Regions from separate parts of the Homo sapiens genome. Here region 1 is linked to region 2. A link is an interaction called in ENCODE POLR2A ChIA-PET data of the cell type or tissue named here. Cell type or tissue: endothelial cell of umbilical vein. All regions are shown on one strand. Region 1 has its middle 44 kb from the start of CFAP54. Region 2 overlaps ELK3 (ETS transcription factor ELK3).

Evidence for each region. ChIA-PET counts read pairs that join two places held together with the same protein. Peaks named below come from ENCODE experiments on the same cell type or tissue, not always from the same donor. Only the 100,000 strongest peaks of a DNase experiment are listed, where the experiment ranks them.
Region 1: POLR2A ChIA-PET joins it to region 2 with 13 read pairs; 3 of 35 experiments call an interaction of 5 or more read pairs at or near these places.

The regions. Positions count from the first base shown.
Region 1 is chr12:96,444,638-96,447,137 of GRCh38, forward strand. No RefSeq gene overlaps it. Among named protein-coding and RNA genes, the nearest start is that of CFAP54, 44 kb to the right of the region's middle. In endothelial cell of umbilical vein, no CTCF peak of the experiment used is centred here; a DNase peak (open chromatin) is centred at 1,414; H3K27ac peaks cover 2,229 bases.
Region 2 is chr12:96,218,816-96,221,315 of GRCh38, forward strand. All of the region lies in intron 1 of ELK3 (ETS transcription factor ELK3), which reads left to right. Among named protein-coding and RNA genes, the nearest start is that of ELK3, 26 kb to the left of the region's middle. In endothelial cell of umbilical vein, no CTCF peak of the experiment used is centred here; a DNase peak (open chromatin) is centred at 1,106; H3K27ac peaks cover 2,500 bases.

The sequences.
Region 1 (2,500 bases), 230 kb after region 2:
AAGCAACTGAAACTGGACTTGAATTACAAACAAAAACAGAAATGGTGAGGACATTTAGGATGATAGCCCGGCCTAAGCCCAAGCTCCAAAAACTTGGAACACTATGTATGGACTCTTTTAAAAAAAACTTCGCCGGGTGCAGTGGCTCACACCTGCAATCCCAGCACTTTGGGAGGCCGAGGCAGGCGGATCACCTGAGCTCAGGAGTTCGAGACCAGCCTGGCCAACATGGGGAAAACCCATCTCTACTAAAAATACAAAAATTAGCTAGGTGTGGTGGGGCATGCCTGTTAATTCCAGCTACTTGGGAGGCTGAGGCAGGAGAATTGCTTGAATCCAGGAGGTGAAGGTTGCAGTGAGCTGAGATAGTGCCACTGTACTCCAGCCTGGGTGATAAGAGCAAAACTCTGTCTCAAAAAAAAATAGTGGGATAGTTTGAAATAAGTCTAGAAAGGTAGGTAGGCAATAGATAGTATAAGGCTTTCAAATTATTTGTAAAGAAACTAGAATTTTATACTAAATCAAGGAGAAGTCATTAAAATTTTTAAATAGAATGGTCATATGCCCTATTAAGAATATTTGGGGCTGGACATGGCATGGTGGCTTACGCCTGTAATCTCAGCACTTTGGGAGTCCAAGGTGGGCAGATCGCTTGAGTCCAGGAGTTTCAGACCAGCCTGGGCAACATGGTGAAACCCTGTCTCTACAAAAAAAATACAAAAAAAAAAAAAAAAATAGCCGGGTGTGGTGGTGCACACCTTTAGTCCCAGCTACTCGGGACGCTGAGTTGGGTGGACTGCCTGAGCTCAGGAAATTGAAGCTGCAGCGAGTGGAGATTGTACCACTGTACTCCAGCCTGGGCGACAGAGCCATACCCTGTCTCTAAAAGGAAAGAAAGAAAAAAGGAATATTTGGGATACAGATTCTAACAAAATGTCTTTAAAACACTCCTACCTACCACTTGACTAAATCAGAAGACATTTTTCCCATGGAAATGTCTGTGGTGAGCAGACCAAAGCCTGAAGGAACTAATTTCCCTGGAGACAGATCTTGTGTATTTCTGGAGCTTGATAGATTACCAGGGAGCTGTTTATAAATAATAGATTTTCATTCTAGGCTCTCTATATCTTACGCAGCATAAGCAGTTGAAATTCTAGTTAGCTAAGGGATTCTTAAAGGGAAAGCTCTGAAGTCTGAAGCTAGATTAGGTCAGTAGAAAACCATGAATCACTAGCCACTGAATGGAAGGTGGAGCCTTTATCAGCAGCATCTCAGAATCAAACCCCAGCACCATAACATCACATCCTCTTCGTTCTGCTATCAGTCAGATGCAACAGGAAACTGACGAAGGTACTAGGCAGTTTCCTTTCTGCTCTGACCTGACTAGTTTCCTCTGCAGCTTGCTCCAAGCTTATTGTAAAGGAAAATAATGAAATGCCAGTCAATTTCCTCCAGTTGGATTAAGCCTAGGACAAGGAAGGAAAAACAAATTTCTAAGATTAGTCAGTTTCCCCTTGCAACTATGAAGTTGGTTCAGGGCCTCCGGCTGACCCTTCTCTCAGTATTTCCCTCTCAGAGCTCAGCTTTACATCATAGGCAAGATAAAGACTTGGCAAAGTGAACAACACATATTGTGTAATTCTTATAGGAAATCTTGGGTTCATTCATGGGAAAACCATCTATACAGAAGATTGTGTTTGATAAGCATTGAAGTCTCCTTTGACGTCTAGCAAATTCATTAATTCAAGAGAGTAAAAAACAAAAACAAACCAAAAAACCTACTGATAATAGTAATTGGTATACCCAAGCAGCCAGGTTATTTTGCTCCTTTCTCAGTATGACTAACAAGGAGCTGTTTCCATGGAGAACATTTATACAAAATTAACAAGGGAATCAAGTTAGTTTAGTGAAAGAGACAGGGTTGGACTACTTCGAAGAAGTAGTTATGTCTGTGGTAACCTGGATTTTGCTGGGTATTAGAGATGCTATGGCCTGCTGAAAAATATAACTAAGAGTCTGGCATCTGAGGAATCTGACTGGCTTACTTTGTAAAAGTAATTAAACTTAACAGTGGAAGTTGCCACTTAAAATATCTTCTCAGTGAACTTAGTAATGTGGAGTAACAATACTGTATTGAAATCCACATTGAATGAGAGTTACTAATTTAGCAGATGGATGATTCTTCTTTATCACCTTCTACTTCCTGTTTCTTCTAATTTACTTACTTTTAATTTTCCCTAGTAAATTTCTGTATCTTCTGTACTTCATAGCTGTTATTAAAATAATATTCCATCAATCTTCCTTTCATACATTTGTGTGATTTTTATTTTTATGTATTTTTTTTTGAGACAGTGTCTCACTGTGTTGCCCAGGCTGGAGTGCAGTGGCGTGATCTCAGCTCACTGCAACCGCTGCCTCCCGGGTTCAAGCAATTCTCCTGCCTCAGCCTCCTGAGTAGCTGGGATTAGAGGCACGTACCACTATGCCCGGCTAATTTTTG
Region 2 (2,500 bases):
TTTTTTGTATTTTTAGTAGAGACAGGGTTTCACTGTGTTAGCCGGGATGGTCTCGATCTCCTGACCTTGTGATCCGCCCGCCTCGGCCTCGCAAAGTGCTGGGATTACAGGCGTGAGCCACCGCGCCCGGCCAAGATAAGCATTTTCTCATTAGATAAAGGGAATTTTAAAAAAAAGATTTCTAGCATGCCTTTTATGTGTTCTACATTTTTGAAGCTCAGAGTGGTGGGAAATCAGCTAAGTAAAGTTAGGCAGATGAAACATTTTAACTTAGAGCAGGCCTCCATGTGCATAATAATCTATCAAACATAAATCTCAAGTACCACCACTTTTTCAATTGTTGATTTAATAAAAGCCACAGTGTACTGTCTGAATTACTCACATTCCTTAAAGTGGCATCCAGATAAATGGGCTTTATTGTACCTGCCTGTTAAGACATTGGACTTCATTAAGGATTCTAGGTATCAAGGAATTAATTTAGAAAAAAAAATCGTTTAAATTTTTTTTCCGGTGAGAGAGATACTCATATAGATGAGTTTACGAAAATCTGTAGTGTTAGCGGTTATTGGAAGGGCGTACCTCCCAGCATGATGGTACAAAGTCTGTGTTTTCCAACACCCCAGAGGGCAAAATTTCCAACTGGCAGAGGCGCAGTGGAATGTACAGTGTGATTGTATGTGAAAATAGTTGTGTAAATTATGAAACTTGATCTCATAGTTAAACTACGTCGAGTGGAACGAAAACAATATGGAGAGCGCTGTGGCAGCTGGTGGCCCACTGCCCACCTGTCCCCCTACCCAAACCTCTGCCACAGACAACCACGCATTTTCATCATGCAGATGGCTCTGGCCAGAGAGGATGGTGGGTCCCAGAGCTGCCTGGGGGCTCCACGATACCCCAGAGTGACTTCTGAGCGTAGACAGGAGTGACTGATCTTTGTAGATGCAATGATAAGCTCACAGGAAAGTAGTTTTTCGACTTAGCTCTGAGTAATGTCTGGCTGCGATTTCCACCGGGAAGGCTACATGACTGCCCAGTCATCGAAACTGGTGGATCCACCAGGTTGAAGGAGTGGCTCAAGAGAGCGCGAGAAGAGGAGAACGAGGCCCTCAGCACGGGGCGAGGCTGGGCATGCCTCAGACAGGAGAGGCTGGAGCCCTTAGTCACCTCCGCCGGAGCAGTGTTGCGCATAGCAACCCCTCTGAGTAATCCTCTGATGATCCCCTGTGCCTGCAGCTGCCACCCAAGCTCTGCAGCTTGGTTGAACTGTGGGGGCATTTCTGTGATTCCTAGTGAACAGCTCTTGCCTTCTCTAGGCGAGTTCCTTTATTCCAGAAATCTGGGAGGCCCTGAAGCAGTAGGTCCCCATCCCCACCACTGCTCCTCTGCCTGTTCCCTTTCTACTCTTTCACCTGTCCTTTTTGTCCTTTTTCTTTCTTTCTCTCCTTCTACCTTTGCCTGAGGTTATGGCCATAGCACCCATGGCTGCCACTTAGCCCATGTGTGGCCTCTGAGTAAAAATGTGATCAGCCGATCCCTCCACACCTAGTAGCATACTTTTTCGTGATTTTTTTTTTTTTTTTTTTTTTGAGATGGAGTTTCGCTCTTGTTGTCCAGGCTGGAGTGCAGTGGCGCGATCTTGGCTTACTGCAACCTCTGCCTCCTGGGTTCAAGCTATTCTCCTGCCTCAGCCTCCCAAGTAGCTGTGATTATAAGCGCGGGCCACCACGCCCAGCTGGTTTTTTGTATTTTTAGTAGAGATGGGATTTCATCATGTTGGCCAGGCTGGTCTTGAACTCCTCCTGACCTCAGGTAATCCACCTGCCTCAGCCTCCCAAAGTGCTGGGATTACAGGCGTGAGCCACCACAGCCGGCCTTTCTCATGATTTTGAACACAAGCTCTAGAGCATAAAGATAACAGCACCCCAGCAAAGGGAGAATTTTTTTTTTAAACAAAGACATCATGTATTTTAATAGTCAGCTTTTGCTGCAGTGGTGCTGTGTAACCAGTTGCCCCAAGATCACTGGCTTACAGTGGCATTTATTTTTCTCACAAGTCAGTGTCACGGATGCTGCTTCAGATGATGGGCGGGTGGGGCTTGGCTTCGGACTTTGGGTTGAGTTCAGGTCACCTCCATGTGTCTCATTCTGGGGCAGCAGCTTCCTGGCAGCATAGCACAGGAGGAAAAGTGCCAACTTATGATGCCTCCAAGACCCCAACTCGGCAATGGGATGCTGTCACTTTCCCGTGTCAGTCTCCTGGCCAAATGCAATCACATGGCAAAGCCCCAATGTCAGCACTCCTCCCACAGCCACTCCAGTGCAGGGCTACACAGTCACCTAAGGAGAGGGCAGTTGAGAACATTTAACAAGTCTGCCATATGGGTTCTCATAAGTCATGCCCAGAACATGGTCTCTGACACATGGGGTTGGATTGCAATGAAAAGTGATTCTGTGATGCACAAGAAGCTCCGAGGAGGCCAGGCAGGTGGAAATGCTA